Linked DNA regions of Homo sapiens: region 2 is linked to region 1. Evidence: chromatin loops called from intact Hi-C (ENCODE). Cell type or tissue: CD4-positive, alpha-beta T cell. All regions are shown on one strand. Links, peaks and the distances in the headings refer to the core of each region. The heading gives the core; the rest is flanking DNA. Region 1 overlaps GTF3C3 (general transcription factor IIIC subunit 3). Region 2 overlaps SF3B1 (splicing factor 3b subunit 1).

What was found. Hi-C counts contacts between places; a loop is a spot of excess contacts. Peaks named below come from ENCODE experiments on the same cell type or tissue, not always from the same donor. Only the 100,000 strongest peaks of a DNase experiment are listed, where the experiment ranks them.
Region 2: it touches region 1 in a loop (3-fold over the local background); 20 of 110 quality-filtered maps call a loop at or near these places.

The regions. Positions count from the first base shown.
Region 1 is chr2:196,771,230-196,779,229 of GRCh38, reverse strand. GTF3C3 (general transcription factor IIIC subunit 3) reads left to right here. Exons shown (of 18, transcript NM_012086.5): 10 at 163-334; 11 at 2,601-2,803; 12 at 3,119-3,220; 13 at 3,979-4,114; 14 at 6,077-6,314; 15 at 7,292-7,482. Among named protein-coding and RNA genes, the nearest start is that of GTF3C3, 24 kb to the left of the region's middle. In CD4-positive, alpha-beta T cell, for the core only: no CTCF peak of the experiment used is centred there; no DNase peak of the experiment used is centred there.
Region 2 is chr2:197,410,738-197,421,051 of GRCh38, reverse strand. It overlaps SF3B1 (splicing factor 3b subunit 1), which reads left to right. Exons shown (of 25, transcript NM_012433.4): 3 at 1-23; 4 at 510-624; 5 at 2,464-2,543; 6 at 4,141-4,311. Among named protein-coding and RNA genes, the nearest start is that of SF3B1, 19 kb to the left of the region's middle. In CD4-positive, alpha-beta T cell, for the core only: no CTCF peak of the experiment used is centred there; no DNase peak of the experiment used is centred there.

The DNA.
Region 1 (8,000 bases), core at 1-8,000:
CTTGAACCCAGCAAGCAGAGGTTGCAGTGAGCCAAGATTGTGCCACTGCACTCCAGCGTGGGTGACAGGGAGAGACTTCATCTCAAAAAAAAAAAAAAAGCTATAGATAGATGTGCACGTTTGTAATGAATGTTTAACTTGGGGCTTTTATTTGTGGTCTAGCCTCTCTTGACAACACTAGTAGAACAGAATCCTGAAGATATGGGAGACCTATACCTAGATGTTGCTGAAGCTTTTCTGGATGTTGGTGAATATAATTCTGCACTTCCCCTCCTCAGTGCTCTTGTTTGCTCTGAAAGATACAACCTTGCAGTAGTTTGGCTTCGTCATGCAGGTAACACTTTTTTGTGGGAGGAAGAAGTTTTAATCATATAAGCAGCCAAGAACTTACTTTCCCAAGATGGTAATAATTATTATAGTGCAAGTGTTTCTGGTTTCAGGGGAGTTTTTTGAAAGTCAGTATTTTAAATTGTCTTGCTAGGCTACTAAGTGATTTCCCCATCACTAATGCTTTGGAGGAATGATTTACTTAATGATGCCAGAGTGAAGTTGAAGGACTCACATTTCCCTTAGATGCCTGTCTTGAACCTCTCTTAACCATAGGGTCTGGTTTCTAGCAAAGGATTGTCAGACTTGGGGCAAAATCTAATTTTGAAGAGTTTTTATAGATTTATATTTAATATGTTATATTGGGAAAAATTAATATATTTTTCAATGCTCTTTGAGCCACACATACTCAAAATTGGGTTTTATCAGCCGTTTATTACACTGTGCCTAAGTCCATAGTAATCTGCAGTGAATCATTTAGACTGGAAAAAATAGCTTAAGAAACATGACTAAATCTTTTGAAGAAATACATGAAAGCAAAAAGTATTCTAATAGGATTTCTTATAGAGTCAACATAAAAGATGCATTAAAAATCGAATAGTCTTGGTTTCAAATACTGTGTGATGGCAGAAAACTCTAGTGGCTCTTACATGAAAGCAAAAAGTATTCTAATAGGGTTTCTTATTGAGTCAACATAAAAGACGCATTAAAGATCGAATAGTCTTGGTTTCAAATACTATGTGATGGCAGAAAACTAATGGCTCTTAAGTATTATATGATGACAGAACTCTATAATTAGAGAAGCATTGATTGGCATTTTGGGGCAGTAGTGCACTCACATCACAGATATGAGCTAGGAAAGAGAGCACTTAATGATTAAGATAACACTTTTCTGTTTAGATGAATAAATATGAATACAAATGTAATACCATCGTAAAAAGCTGCATTATTTGTGAGATTTGAATTTTAAAGATATGAGCAGGATATCTTAGTTTGTATTGCCTTTCTACTTAGGGCTGTGATATTGAAACTGCTCCTGTGTTACTAATAGTGTATACTTTAAAAATCCTATTTAATCATGATTCTGATCAATGCTGTTTCCATTTTGAGCCCATGTGGCTTGAGATGAATGAAAGATAAAATCTCAGAGTCATCTAAAAATGATAAAGAAATTTGGGATCAGTATATAAGAAAGATAATTAGAGGAATTCAGTTATTTCAGTAACAAAATAACAAAATGTTTTTAAAGTGAAAAATGAGAAAATGTAAGAAATGTCACTGTGATGATCCATCCATATTAATGTTCTTCCTTTATTATCAAAATTTAACCTAAAGATGATGGTCAGGAGAGATTTGAAAAAGCAACTGGAGGTAAAAATACTTAGGAGATACAGTGCAGCGAAAAGGATGGAAAGAAGAAATGCTCACAGAGACTTGTTTTCACGTTCAAATGATCGCATGTATTGATTGATTGATTGACTGATTGGGTGTAAAGTTTGAGAAATAGGGCCCAGTAACCTCACTCTGAGAACTTATACTCAGGAACTAATTGAGTGGGATGAGAGGAGGTAGTTTCTATTGGGGATCACAAAACTTGGGAGCCTGGCAGGTAACAAAAATGAGTGAAGTGAGAGAGAGAGAATACTAGGGAGAGGTGGAAACTGAGGAGGCCTTTCTAAAGGGCACTTTCTCTGCATGGACTGATGTGTCATGTGGGAATGGGGCACCCACTGTGGCCAAATACAGAACTTTCAAAAGAATCCAATACCCTGGATTTTATTAAAATCCTAATTTTAAGAAATGTAGGATGTTAATAGTTTTTAAAAGCACTGTGAGCTAATAAAACATACCTGTGGGTTACACTGGTCTGCCGATTGTGTGCTCTGGTTTATATATGTGAAGATGTTTACTGCAGTATTATTTATTAGAGTAAAAATTTGAAAGCAACCTAAATGGCAAATGATATAATTACATAATCAGTTTGATTATGTAACCATTCAAAATGCCAATGAAGACAGTGTTTAAAATGTAATGCTCAATGAATAAAGCAGAACCCTAAATTATATGTATACACTGATTACTCCTTAGCAATTTAAATTTATTAGATCGATTGATTAATAGAGATTAGGGATAGTTTTAAAGTACTAGAAATACGCATTCATTTCTTGTTATAATTTTTTATATTGCTATATTTCTTTTAAAATGGAAGAGTAATTGTGGCCAGTTTACAAATCTGTAGTTCATACTTTTGCTTTATTTTAACATCATCTTAGAATGTTTAAAGGCCTTAGGCTATATGGAGCGAGCTGCTGAAAGCTATGGCAAGGTGGTTGATCTGGCCCCACTCCATTTGGATGCAAGGATTTCACTTTCTACCCTTCAGCAGCAGCTGGGCCAGCCTGAGAAAGCTCTGGAAGCTCTGGAACCAATGTATGATCCAGATACTTTAGCACAGGATGCAAATGCTGCACAGCAGGTGGGCCATGTCACATAGAGGGAAGTTTTTCTTGGTATATTATATTTTAGAACTTTCTCCTCCATTAAGGATGTCTCTATAGCTTATATCCAAAATTTTATTTTAGTGTATTCAAGTTTTTGAAAAATGATTTTAAGTATTGGATTTCAGCCACTGGTTGGGTTACAAATTATAGTTTTAAAATATTGGCTCTTAATTATTGTGAAAGACCATAAAGCAATATGGTTTGTTTTTTTAAAAATGTTTCTATGCAAATAAAACAATTTGTAGAAAAGGAATCTTGTTAGGCTCATCATCATGTGCTTATTTGTTTAGGAACTGAAGTTATTGCTTCATCGTTCTACTCTGTTGTTTTCACAAGGCAAAATGTATGGTTATGTGGATACCTTACTTACTATGTTAGCCATGCTTTTAAAGGTGGGTAATGATCTTTCTTTATGTTAGCCTTGTTGACTTTTTAAATGTTTAGTATTTCATTTAAACATAGATTATACTACTTTATAATTGTTTTTCTTCATTAAACTCAAACTTTTAAAAATGAAAGATAAAAACAAAAAAGCTAGAGGTTATTGGTATATGACTGAAAGTTCTTGACAGTAGCTTAAGTGAAAATCTTCCCTAGTACATATTTAGAAAAGTGAGCACCATGGTCTATCAGATATTGGCCCTGTGGACAGTACTATGTGCCAAAATTACTCACTTTGCAAAAGTATTTTCCAGATCTAATATTCTTTCCGAGTCCAGCTTATTTGCAGGGAGGTAGCTCTGTGGGTGTATCTCTGGGGATGTGTGTATATGCATGTTATAATGTTAACGTGAATTGCCTTTTTTCTTTCTGAGGTGAGGAATGTGACCCAAAATTCCTTTGGTAAGAGAAAAATAAGTCAGTTCATTCTAATTTTAGTTTTTTAATATAGTAATTTGGTTTCCTTTTTTCTTACTAAGGGAGCTTTCAGTCTTGTGGCACCTGTGACCCATAGGTTTTCTTTAAAAAATTATTGTTTAGAGCTGGGTATGGTGGCATGTGCCTGTGGTCCCAGCTACTTGCGAGGCTAAGGTGAGAGGATCACTTGAGCTTAGGAGTTCAAATCCAGCCTGAGCCAACATAACAAGACTTTGTCTCTAAACAAAACAGTTATTGTTTAAAGAATCTGAAATCTTCATCTTTAATTCAGGTAGCAATGAATCGAGCCCAAGTTTGTTTGATATCCAGTTCCAAGTCTGGAGAGAGGCATCTTTATCTTATTAAAGTATCGAGAGACAAAATATCAGACAGCAATGACCAAGAGTCAGCAAATTGTGATGCAAAAGGTAATAACTTCATTTGCATTATGTTATATAAAATTTGGCTGAATTGAAAAAGACTCATGAAGTAACACTGGACAGCAATCTAATTGAAAATATACTTTTCAAATAAAATGAAATTTTCCAATCTAAATCTCTCAAGTGTAATAAACTCATTCGATGTTAAAAAGGAAAGGCTAAATGTAAATACTTTAAATTAAAAAAAATTAAAAGGAAAGCATCTGCTTGGATCTGTGAAAGAAGTAAAACAAAACTTTGACTTTTTAAAAAGAAAATATATTTTAAGAAATTTGTGAAGATTAGATGACAGTATAGATGATTTGTCCAGACTTCACTTATATATATTCCATTCTCTATGAAATAATTTTTAACAAATGTAGCAATAGTCATAGAAACTCTTTGAAAATAAGTTGCTGTGACCTAGTCTCAAGTAATATAACTTTAAAAGACTACAGATTCTACCTCTGCAGCTTGTGTTTTTAACCATGTTTCCTTATGTTGTATTTTTCTCCCTGTGTGATCTGCCTGTTTTCTTTCAGTGATTCCTCACTGGAGGTCCATGGTTAGTTTTTCTTAGGCTCATAAGGTTTTGTTGTTTTGTTTTGTAAATTTTATCATGGTGAGGATCACATTACACTGGTGTACCAGGATAGGATGAACTAAGCCTTTTTATGTTACATGCAACTTTGTACTGTGATCTTTTCACTTTACATTTTCTCATAGACATTTTATCATGTTGCTCTGTTCTCTTCATAGTTATATTTAAGGAATGTGTAGTATTCCATTGGATAGTGGTTCCATAATTTAATCATTTTCTTATTTTTTGGCATATGGTCACTTTTGGCAGTTTTATAAGCAGTAATGTAGTAAGCATTTTCATACATACAGATTTGTCCATATTTTGTTTAGGATAGATTCTCAGAAGGAAAATTATTGGATCAAAGACAGTAAAATTTTTTATGGCTTTTGATATTCCTTAAGGGCTATCAAAGGGAGGCTTTTTACAGAGAACTAAGGAAGAGAAGGAGGTTGTTAAAGAGACTTGAGATCAGAAAAAGATCAAGAACAACTTGAATCTCAAAGTATGAATTTGAAGTATTTTGCTGAGCAAACATTTGAATGCCTGTATGTACGTAATCCTCTATCACTGGGGTCCCCAACCCCGGTACCAGCCCGTGGCCTGCTAGGGACTGGGCCGCACAGCAGGAGGTGAGCAGTGGGTGGGCAAGCGACCATTCCCACCTGAGCTTCCCCTCCTGTCAGATCAGCAGCAGCGTTAGATTCTCATAGGAGTGCAAACCCTATTGTAAACTGCCCATGCGAGGGATCTAGGTTGCACGCTCCTTATGAGAATTGAATGCCTGATGATCTGTCACTGTCTCCCATCACCCCCAGATGGTACTGTCTAGTTGCAGGAAAACAAGCTCAGGGCTCCCACTGATTCTACATTATGGTGAGTTGTACAATTATTTCATTATATATTACAACAATAATAATGGAAATAAAGTGCACAATAAATGTAATGTGCTTGAATTATCCTGAAACCATCCTTCTTAGCCCTGGCCCATGGAAAAATTGCCTTGCATGAAACTGGTCCTTGGTGCCAAAAAGGTTGGGGACTGCTTCCCTATGGGATTACAGTCATAGAAAGTATACTTGTTCTACCCTGGAGGAGATATATCTTAGCTAGCAAGGAGAAATGCAGATGGAACTAGCTGGAACTTGTAGAGACCAAGTCCGAATCAGGTGCCTGGGAATGCAGATTGTTAAACTGGCAGAGAAGAAGCGGATAGTATTGAAGGAGTGTAAGCAAGCAACTACCCCTTCTCATCTTTGTCCGGAGAGCACTGGCAACAATTTAGGCTCATGGTTATTAAACTTGTCTTAAAATTGATGATGTGAATTTTTCTAATACTGCTATTTCTGGAAATACAGTGTCCTAACTGGTTTTCATTGGTCTCATTTTAGCAATATTTGCTGTGCTCACAAGCGTCTTGACAAAGGATGACTGGTGGAATCTTCTGTTGAAGGCCATATACTCCTTATGTGACCTATCCCGATTTCAAGAGGCTGAGTTGCTTGTAGATTCCTCATTGGAATATTACTCATTTTATGATGACAGGCAAAAACGCAAAGAACTAGAATACTTTGGTCTGTCTGCTGCAATTCTGGACAAAAATTTCAGAAAGGCATACAACTATATCAGGTGATTTCCCAGTTATTTATTTTAATTAGATTCTTTAATAGAGTAAGTACATGTACTTTGATTTAGAAGCTACTTTACTTTTGGCTCTCCCATTAAACAATAAACTGGTTAATTGGTGATTCCCAGAGGCAGTATATAAGAAGATGCACTCTAGGACCAGACTTTCTGGGTTCAAATCCCAGCCCTGACGCCTACTGGCTGCGTGACCTTAGGCTAGTTAGGTAATCTCTAGTGCCACAGTCTTCCCACTTATAAAAGGATATCATAATACTGCCATCTCATAGGGTTATGATGAAGGTTAAAGGAGTTGTTATGCCTTTTTAATAATGCCTGGCAATTATTATTATTATAATTATTATTATTATTTGAGATGGAGTTTTGCTCCTATTGCCCAGGCTGGAGTGCAATGACACAGTCTCGGCTCACCGCAACCTCCGCCTCCCAGGTTCAAGCGATTCTCCTGCCTCAGCCTCCCAAGTAGCTGGGATTACAGGCGTGTGCCACCAGGCCCAGCTCATTTTGTATTTTTAGTAGAGACGGGGTTTCTCCATGTTGGTCAGGCTGGTCTCCAACTCCCGACCTCAGGTGCCTCAGCCTCCCAAATTGCTGGGATTACAGGCGTGAGCCACGGTGCCCGGCCAATGCCTGGCAAATATTATGAATTGTTATTCGGTACTGCAGCTATAGTGGGCAAGGAGAGAAAAAGTGAAACCTAAACCACTTGCTCCTGTTTTAGTTTAAAAGTTTTGTTGAAAGTAGAAATAAGATATAGAAACACTAACTTAAGCAACATTTTCTGGGAAAAATCTTTTATTGCGTAGGAGAGTTTTGCTTTAAATAGATTGAAACTATCTGCTTTTCCTTGTTGGAGGATGGTACATTTCAGTGCTGGTAGGACAGCACTGAAGGGTTTCATTTTTAGAAATCAGGAAGATTTTTACATTATTTTCTCCCTCACCCTCTTCCTGCAATTTTAGGATAATGGTAATGGAAAATGTCAATAAACCCCAGCTCTGGAACATTTTCAATCAAGTTACCATGCACTCCCAAGATGTACGACATCATCGCTTCTGTCTCCGTTTGATGCTGAAAAACCCAGAAAATCATGCCCTATGTGTCTTAAATGGACACAATGCATTTGTATCTGGTAGTTTTAAGCATGCGCTTGGTAAGTGTCCTGGCACGTGACTTTGTCAAGCATAAATAGTGTGGTGAAGAGCCTAGCCTCTGGATTGGAACTGTCTGGGTTAATTATCAGCCTCACTGTGACAAATTATTCTACCTCCTCCTGCCTCAGTTTCTTGATCTCTAAAATGGAGATAATAATTGGACCTACTTTGTAGATAATTGTGAAAATTAAATGAATCAATATAAAGAACTTAAAACAGTGCCTGGCACATATAGTAAGTGGATATAATAGCAAAAATGATAATTACTAATATTAATATTTGTTATTCTTACTAAGCTTTGGTTGTAAAAGGCTGACACAGGTCTTATAAAATTCATTTTAACGGTCAACAATTCTCCCTGCTTAGGCCTATTTATTTTTAAAATGATTTTCATTAATTATGGATGCTTTTGCCACCTGATTTTAATTTGCCATAATGCAAAACATTCAAGATTTGCTGAAAGTTCATTCCTTCAGGAGCTAAATCTATATTAAGATTTATTTATGTGGTGGTTACT
Region 2 (10,314 bases), core at 1,434-9,433, 640 kb before region 1:
ATATACCACAGTCAACAGAACAGGTGATCTTTCATTTTAAAAGCATAGTTTATTCAGCTAAAGAAAAGTGAATGTCTGAGTTCCCATAGAAATCCATAAATTTTAGGATGCTTTAAGGATAATTATAAATAATAACTTATTTTGTAAAGGTGTAATCTTTTTCTTTTTGACACAAGGTTTTGCTGTCTTGCTCAGGCTGATCCCAAACTCCTGGGCTCAAGGATTCCTCCTGTCTCAACCTCCCAAGTAGTTGAGATTATACACACAGGCTGTCATGCCTGGCTGTAATCATTTAATGAAGCATTGAACTATGGAAATGTGGATATGTATATTACCTTGTTTCCATGTGCCTTATTTTTTTATATTTAACATTTATCTGTGAAACGGTACAGAATATTAGTAGGCATGTATTAAACATTTGTGCTTTATGGTGTTCTGATTTTTGTTTATGATATTCTGTTTTGTTATTTTAATAAAGTGGATATTAAGTGAGACATACCTCTTTTCAGTATGATCCATTTGCTGAGCACAGACCTCCAAAGATTGCAGACCGGGAAGATGAATACAAAAAGCATAGGCGGACCATGATAATTTCCCCAGAGCGTCTTGATCCTTTTGCAGATGGTAATTCTTTCCCACTTTTCTATAAGTATTCAGAAATTTATTTGTATTAAGTTGTCTTTAGCCCTTTGATTTTTTTTGGCATGCTTCTGAATTTGCTTTTCTTTTTAAAAATCCCCCTTACTATAGATTTGTATAGATGTGGTTGAAGTCACAGATGCCATATTCTTCATCTTTATAATGCAAGTTTTCTTTCCAGGTAGAAGGACAAGAAAAAAATGAGCCAATGCCATAGAAACGCAAAGGGTTAAAGGTTTTACTTTTACTTTTGTTTTGGGTACGCTTTCTATACTTGGATCAAATGTATTTTTCTGCTCAAAATACTTTCAAATTATTGAAAGTTTTCATTCCAAATCCTAGATTTTTAGGATTGTTACCCTTGAGAAACTGTTTCTCACACTAGAGCTCCCCCCATAGTGCTCTAAATATAGCTTAGTAAAGGCACCTACTTTGCTCTAAGCATACTTAAAGTTAAAACAAAAGTATGTATACGAAGAGTTTGATATTTTTAATAGTTGGAGTCTGTTTTGCTAATTTTAGTGTGCAAGTCAGCACAAGGGGCATAGTGAGCCTGATGGAAGCTTTCCTCAGGTGAGTGAGTTTCACAATCAAAATTAGGTGCCTGTTTCTTAAAATTAGATTCTGCTGCAGGTTTACATACTAGACTTTTCAGCCTGCATGAATTAGTAGGGATATTCTTTTTTTACTTGCATAATTGTAATTGATTTAAACATGTATGCCAGAATTCACAGGCCCATACTAACTGTCCTTAATTTCTTTCCTACAGCAGTACTGCTATATGCCAGTCCTGTCTGCATTCTTAAGGGTGCAGTTCAACACATCCTCTCTAGATTATGGTGAAAAAGTATTCCAAAGGAAGTCTTATCAGAGCTAGTGTCAGAAAGAATGACACTACCAATTGGGCATGATCTTCAGCATAGGAAATGTCTTAGAATTTTATTATTTTTTCCTAAATTGTGATGCTATACTACTTGTATAGCTAGTTACCACATTTCTAAAGCATAGTGTGCCTCTGTGAATCTTGTTATATACTGTTTGGGCTTCTGTAAGATATTTTGAAGTTTGAAAAGCAAATACTGAAACTTTAACCAAGAGACTGACACATCTCTTTGTACACCACGTTGCTTCTGTGTGCATCATAATAACTGGTAGAAGTAATATATTTAAAGTAATATGTTTCCAGTTTTAATTTATGCTTTCTAAGAAATAAAAATATGTTTTCTGGGTCAACAAAACTTAAAGCATGAAGCCCTTTTTAGTAACGTGACATCAGAATAAGATTATAGGTATATTTTTAAAATCAGATTTTCTAAACTACAATTGTTTTAGAACACTGTATGAAGAACTTATCTAGTCATAGTTATTTGTAGTCAGGATTTTAACAGCTTGCAACAGGTAATGTTTTGAATATAAATATCTTTCCAAAGTGTTACTAATGGTAAAGAGATAATTTTCTAGGCTTCTATTCTGCTGCTTGAAGTCAGAACTGCTGATGGAGACAAAGGCACGAAAGTGTACGTATTCCGGATTAGCAACCCAGGAACCCATCACTTCTGAAGACTCTAAACTGTGCTGTCATTTTGTTTTTATATGCATTAAAATATTTGTTTTAAACTGCTGTAGATGTTTGTGTTCAAACAGGTTAAATTGATCAGCAAACTCAATAAAAAGTAAGATGTATAATTATTAAAGTTTTCCATCAAAAAATAATTTAAATGATTATGGAATAACATAATATTTAGAGCAGGGCAGATAAATCAGTTGAACCTGCTTATTTTTTATTTATTGTACTCTTTTTCCTGTTGCTGTTCTTTTCTGCAGGAGGGAAAACCCCTGATCCTAAAATGAATGCTAGGACTTACATGGATGTAATGCGAGAACAACACTTGACTAAAGAAGAAGTATGTAAACCTGTCTCCTGTTTTAATGGTTGTGAAAGAATATAAATACAGTTGTGATTGAGAGACTGTTAGGTTTCTTTTTTGCTATTTGCTGCACAAATAATAGTATTAATAAAAATTAACTGAGAAAGAATCTTACCCCCAAATTATACCACCTTCCAAGTAAAACTTTTCATTTCTATATCCTTTTCTAGTCCTGGGCCCCTTGGCTGTATATGTTTGTATGTATGTGTCTCACAAGGGATTTTTTTTTTTTTTTTTTTTTTTTTTTTTTGGACACAGTCTCACTCTGTCATCCAGGCTAGAGTGCAGTGGCGTGATCTCATCTCACTGCAATCTCTGCTTCCCAGGTTCAAGTTATCCTCCCACTTCAGCCTCCCGAGTAGCTGGGAACACAAGTGTGTGTCACCATGCCTAGCTAATTTTTGTATTTTTAGTAGAGATGGGGTTTCACCATGTTGGCCAGGCTGGTCTCAAACTCCTGACCTCAGGTGATCTGCCTGTCTCGGCCTGCCAAAGTGCTGGGATTACAGGTGTGAGCCACTGTGCCTGGCCATTACAGGGGTGGTTTCTGTGTGGAGAAGGTTGATGGTGTGTATCTGAACTCAGTATGTTAGGGAAAAGTCAGAGTTCAGTGTGAGATTCTGTAAGTTTCGGTTTGGATGTAAGTGGAGAATTTTGAATAATTCCTTTTGGCCTACAGAGATTATGCCATTTTGTCTAATAACTGCCTACTTTTTGTTTGTTTGTTTTGAGTGGAGTCTTCCTTTGTTGCCCAGGCTGAAGTGCAGTGGTGCGATTTCAGCTTACCGCACCCTCTGCCTCCTGGGTCCAAGCGATTCTCCTGCCACAGCCTCCCGAGTTTCTGGGATTGCAGGTGTGCACCGCCATGCCTGGCTAATTTTCATATTTCTTTTTTTTTTTTTTTTTTTTAGTAGAGGTGGGGTTTCGTTATGTTGGCCAGGCTGGTCTCGAACTCCTGACCTCAGGTGATCTGCCCGCCTTAACCTCTCAAAGTGCTGGGATTACAGGTGTGAGCCACCGTACCCAGCCTCCTCCATTACTATTATGAATATATAATAGATTTTATATGTTGAATGAGTTAAATGGGATGGTAAAACCCCATTTTAACAGTACAGAGTGAATTAAATGTGCATCCATTATCACTATGCATATTTACATAATTTGTCAGTATAAATAAAACAATTTTATTATTTTTATCTTTTACCATTTTTCTATCTTGTTCCATAGTCTTAATTGCTATTTATATGAGTTTTGAAGAAAACCCTATTTTTCAGTGGAAGCATTATGGTTCTCCATTGTTGACTGAAGATTTTACTTCACCTCCAGTATATAAACTACAGTGTGCTATGTTACGAATTCTGAACTTGCTTATCTTTTGTTTAGAAAGGCATTATGTAAAACGAAATAAAGACGCACAGACTATGGAACCAGCGAGCGTAGAAAGGAGATCACCAGTACATAGAAAAGAGAATGAGCAAAGTATAAAATAGGATGTTAAGTGGAAGTGATTGCGCTAATGGTAGAAAAATACATTGAAAGCATTTTAAAGGTAAATACTCACTGTTTTTTTCAGCGAGAAATTAGGCAACAGCTAGCAGAAAAAGCTAAAGCTGGAGAACTAAAAGTCGTCAATGGAGCAGCAGCGTCCCAGCCTCCATCAAAACGAAAACGGCGTTGGGATCAAACAGCTGATCAGACTCCTGGTGCCACTCCCAAAAAACTATCAAGTTGGGATCAGGCAGAGGTAATTTCTTTTTGTTTTTTGTTATTACTGTTAAAAAATTTTTTTCTGTTATGGACTGTATTAGTCTGCTTGGGTTGCCATAGCAAGATACCACAGACTGGGTGCCTTAAACAACAGACATTGATTTTTTTCGCAGTTCTGGAGGCTTGAAATCCAAGATCAGAGTGCCAACAGGGTTGGTGTTTGTTGAGGGCTTTCTTGCTGTGTCCTCACATGGCCTTTCTCTGTGCCAGCAAGCTCTGTTGTCCATGCTCTTCCTATGAGGACATCAGTCTTACTAGATTAGGGCCCCACCCTCATGACCCCATTTGACCTTAATTTACCTCCCTAAAGGCCCAGTCTCCAAATACAGTCACACTGGGGGTTAGGACTTCAACATACAGATTTTGAGGGGCATGCAATTTAGTCCATATTATGGAATAAGGAAAGTTCTTTTTAGAATATTAAATACAGACCTGTAGGTATGTTACATTGTGGAGGTTGAGTATGATATAGTGGTCTTCCTTATCTTCTGGATAGATAACTTAAGCCCCTCACTACTGGCAGCAAATAGTCAATGCTACTCCTTTCTCTTGGCCAGTCTACTCTCCTACCTTTTTTTTTTTTTAAACATTTGTTTTGGAGGCTGAATGCATTGGCTCATGCCTATAATCTCAGCACTTTGGGGGTCCAGGTGGGAGGATTGGTTGAGCTCAAGGAGTTTGAGACCAGCTTGGGCAACAGAGGGAGACCCTGTCTTTACAAAAAAAAAAAAAAAAATTAGCTGGGCATAGTGGTGCATGCCTGTAGTCCCAGCTACTGGGGTATGGGGGGTGGTGGGGGCTGAGGTGGGAGGATCCCTTGATCCCCGGAGGTAGAGGTTGCAGTGAGCTATGATCATGCCGCTGCATTCCAGCCTGGTGACAGAGTAAGACCCTGTCTCAAAAAAACAAAACGATGGCATCTGTAAAATCTTTCTTAGAAATGTATTTCCTAGTTCTGTAGAAATGGTTGTATTAGATGTTTTCTATCATTTAATAATATACTTGCAGACTAAAAGATATAAGTGCTGCATAAAAGTAGCTAATTATGTTAAACTGTCATATGTGCCTTTATTATGTTTGTCATTATCCTGAATAGAAAGGTCTTTAAAATTGATTTTTTAGAAAGCACTTGAAAATATTTAATCATTGCTAGAAAAATAAAGCGGCTGGGTGCGGTGGCTCACGCTTGTAATCCCAGCATTTTGGGAGGCCAAGGCAGGCGGATCTTGAGGTCAGGAGTTCAAGACCAGCCTGGCCAACGTAGTGAAACCCTGTCTCTACTAAAAATACAAAAAAAATTAGCTGGGCATGGTGGCGTGTGCCTGTAGTACCAGCTACTTGGGAGGCTGAGACAGGAGAATCACTTGAACCTGGGAGGTGGAGGTTGTAGTGAGCTGAGATTACGCCAATGTGTTCCAGCTTGGGCAACAGAGTGAGACTTTGTCTCAAAATAAATAAATAAATAATTAAAGCTACTCTTTTGCTTATGCACCATTTCCCTTCCCCTCTTGGAGACTCTCATCATGTACCATTAATTTTTTTCTCCATACTAGATTATCAGCACCAGCAAACATGTTTTATCGTGCTTTGTCTTAATAACAGCAACAAAAAACCTGCAGAAAACATCTCTTAACCCCATTCACATCCGCATTCAGCTACAATCCTGTTTCTATATCTTTTTAGAACAAAGTGCTTTGTTCTTTGTTTTTTTCTTGAGGTAGGGTCTCATTCTGTTGCCAAGGTTGGAGTGCAGGGGCGCAATAATAGCTCACTGCAGCCTCCACCTCCTGGGCTCAAATGATCTTCCCACCTCAACCCCCCAAGTAGATGGGACTATAGACACGTACCACCATGCCTGGCTAGTTTTTTATTTTTTTGTAGAAACGGGTCTCACCATGTTGTCCAGGCTGATCTCAAACTCCTGGGCTTAAGCAGTCCATCTGCCTCAGCCTTGCAAAGTGCTGGGATTACAGGCATGAGCCACAGATGCCTTGAATGAGTTGTTTGTACTTGCTTTCCCTGCTTACATAGTTCTAGTCTTATGTAATTTCTAGTCTTTTTATGTAGTTCTAGTCTATTCCACCTAAAATCTCTTGTCAAGGTCACTTGGCCCCTAATTGATAAATTTAAAAAGTGTATTTTCATTTCTCACATGATTTAGCATACCAAGAATATTTGACATTTCTTCATACCCTTTTCTCTCTCAGTCTCTGGGTTTTAGTCTTTCTTGCTTCCCCTCAAAATCTCAGTGGCTACTACTCCTTAGTCTTGTTTGCTGGATCCTCATTCTTCTTACCTCTGAACTTTGGGGTGTTATAGTAGTGCTGAGTCTTTTGGATTCTTTTCCATCTGTGCTCAATCCCTAGGATCTCATTCTTGTCTTTATGTACCGTTTGTATAAGATAGCTGCCAAACTTACAAATCTGTCCTCTGCTTCTGTTCCGCAGACTTGCGTATTTGTTCAGCTTGACGTATTTATTTGGCTGTTCAATGGGCATTTCAAAATCAGTATTTCTAAAAGAAAATTATTGATTTTCTTCGCATACATGTCTTCTCAGTCCTGCTCCCCTGGTCTTTCCTGTGTCTGTTTGGCTCAAGCAAAACATTAAGGGCTGGGCAGAGTGGCTCAGGCCTGTAATCCCAGCACTTTGGGAGGCCAAGGTGGGTGGATCATTTGAGGTCAGGCGTTCAAGACCAGCTTGGCCAACATGGTGAAAACCCCGACTCTAGTTAAAATACAAAAATTAGCCCGGCATGTTGGCGGGCACCTGTAATCCCAGCTACTTGGGAGGCTGAGGCAGGAGAATCACTTGAACCCGGGAGGTGGAGGTTGCAGTGAGAGGAGATCGTGCCACTGCACTTCAGTCTTGCGACACAGCGAGACTCTGTCTCAAAAAAAAAAACAAAACAAAACAAGAACAACAATAACAAAAAAACATTTAGGGAGTCATCCTATACTCCTTATTCTCTTACCCCATATCCTACCCATATACATTTTCTTGGCATCACCTTTAAATATATTAAAGAGCTAGCCACTTTTCATGATCTCTGCCTCTACCATCCTAGTCTAAATCACTATTAGCTCTAGCCTAGACTGCTATAGATTTAATTTATAAACCAAGAAAAAACCTATCAGATCATGCAGTATTTCCCCAAACCCAGAACAGGGATATATAAAACCTAATACATAATTTCTAAACAATTTAGTTTAAGGTGAGGACTTCTCATTTGCTTGGTTATATGTAGGAGGGATTTGGTTCTGTTCAATATAAGTAACTACTAGCTTTATTTTTAATTTTAATTTTAATTTTTGAGACAGAGTCTTGCTCTGTCACCCATGGGTAGCTGGAGTGCATTGGTGCAATCTCAGCTCATTGCAATCTCCGCCTCCCAGACTCAAGTGACTCTTGTGCCTCAGCCTCCCAAGTAGCTGGGATTACAGGCATGTGCCATCACGCCCAGCTAATTTTTGTATTTTTAGTAGAGACAGGGTTTCTCCATGTTGGCCAGGCTGGTCTTGAACCCCTGGCCTCAAGTGATCCCCCCACCTTGGCCTCCCAAAGTGGTGGGATTACAGTTATGAGCCACCATGTCCAGCCAAGTAACTAGTAACTTTAATTCTATGGATGACATTCAGTACTAAGTTTGAGAAAGAGAAAGAAGTTTGTCCTCCTGTTAATTGTTTAACTGTATGCACATAACTAGACACAAGAGCTGATATCTTTTTTTTTTTTTTTTTTTTTTTTTGAGACAACAGTCTTGCTCTGTCACCCAGACTAGAGTGATGATTTTGGTCCCCTGCAACCTCCACCTCCCAGGTTCAAGTGATTCTCCTGCCTCACCCTCCCAAGTAGCTGGGATTACAGGTGCCTGCCACCACGCCTGGCTAACTTTTAGTAGAGACAGGGTTTCGCAGTGTTGGCCAGGCTGGTGTCAAACTCCCAACCTCAGGTGACCCACCCGCCTTGGCCTCCCAAGGTGCTGGGATTACACGTGTGAGCCACTGCGCCTGGCATGAGAGCTGATATGCTGATATCTTTCTTATAAAAACTACAGAGACTCGGCCAGACGCGGTGGCTCACGCCTGTAATCCCAGCACTTTGGGAGGCCAAGCGGGCAGATCACCTGAGGTCGAGAGGTTGAGACCATCCTGGCCAACATGGTGAAACCCCGTCTCTACTAAAAATACAAAAAATTAGCCAGGTGTGGTGGCAGGCACCTGTAATCCCAGCTACTCAGGAGGCTGAGGCAGGAGAATCGCTTGAACCCGGGAGACAGAGGTTGCAGGGAGCCGAGACTGCGCCATTGGACTCTGGCCTGGGTGACAGAGTGAGACTCTGTCTCAAATAAATAAATAAATAAATAAATAAATAAATTAAATCAGAGACTCAGACTTTTTTAAAAATTCTGTTCATTTAATACAACTGTACCCTAGTCATAATTGTAGGAATTACAATAGATAATAGAATTCATTTCCCACCTTTCCTTATAATTCAGCAGGAGGGACAGATGCCAGAATGGAGATTTTAAACAATTTGTGTGCTTTATTTACCTAATCCAGAATTTTTCAACCCTGAGTAATAGTAAAATCTTTTTTTTTTTTTTTTTTTGAGACAGAGTCTCACTCTCACCCAGGCTGGAGTGCAGTGGCGTGATCTTGGCTTGTTGCAACCTCCGCCTCCTGGGTTTAGGCAATTCTCATGCCTCACCCTCCTGAGTAGCTGGAATTACAGGTGTGCACCACCACACCCAGCTATTTTTATTTATTTTTATTTTTTATTTTTAGTAGAGATGGGCTTTTGCCATGTTGGCCAGGCTGGTCTCAACTCCTGGCCTCAATTGATCTGCCTGCCTGGCCTCCCAAAGTGCTGGGATTACAGGCATGAACCACCATGCCCAGCCCTGAGTAGTATGTTTTTAAGGGAAAAACTATTGAGTCTTAAACTTGTTTAATGGTACCATGCAAATTTGCAAACATAAAGGTAGATGAAGTCCTTGTGTCTATAAGAGCTCCCAACTTTCCCAACTTTTTTTCTTTTTTTTTTTGAGACGGGGTCTCACTCTGTCGCTCAGCCTGGAGTGCAGTGGTGCTATCTCGGCTCACTGCAAACTCTGCCTCCCGGGTTCACACCATTCTCCTGCCTCAGCCTCCCGAGTAGCTGGGACTACAGGCACCCGCTACAACGCCTGGCTGATTTTTTTTGTATTAGTAGAGACGGGGTTTCACCATGTTAGCCAGGATGGTCTCTATCTCCTGACCTTGTGATCCGCCCGCCTCGGCCTCTCAAAGTGCTGGGATTACGGGTGTGAGCCACCGCACCCGGCCAAGAGCTCCCAACTTTAAAACAAATATATAAAGTACATTACACATCCTGTGGAATACTTACGAGGCAGTATATAAGTACAAATTTTGTTTTCTTTACACTCAACTCTATGCTACTTTGATATGATACTATCTTTATTGGTGGAGATTCTTTTGCTATTACATGCAGTCAGTTGTCCAACTATTACTCTCTGTTTGAACTACTGTGGAACCCTTGATGTTACTTAAACCCACCTCTCAGCCTGGGCAGCATAGTAAGACTCTTATCTCTCCAAGAAATAAAAAATTAACTGGGTGTGGTGGTGTGCGCCTGTATGTAGTCTCAGCTACTCAGGAGGCTGACATGGGAGGATCACTTGAGCTTGGTAGGTGGAGACTGCAGTGAGCCGTGATTGTGCCACTGCACTCAACCTGGGCGACAGAGTGAGACCCTGTGTCAAAAAACAAATGAAAATCCACCTCTCATCTTTTTTCATTAATCTTGCCAGCATCAGCTAGGGTAATATTATTTGGTACACATGTAACTGTACATACAAACTGATCTCAAGATTGAAATCATGTGACGGTATCTGGTTATAATTACATAGGTGGGGCCTGGTGCGGTGGCTCACGCCTGTAATCCCAGCACTTTGGGAGGCCAAGGTGGGTGGATCACGA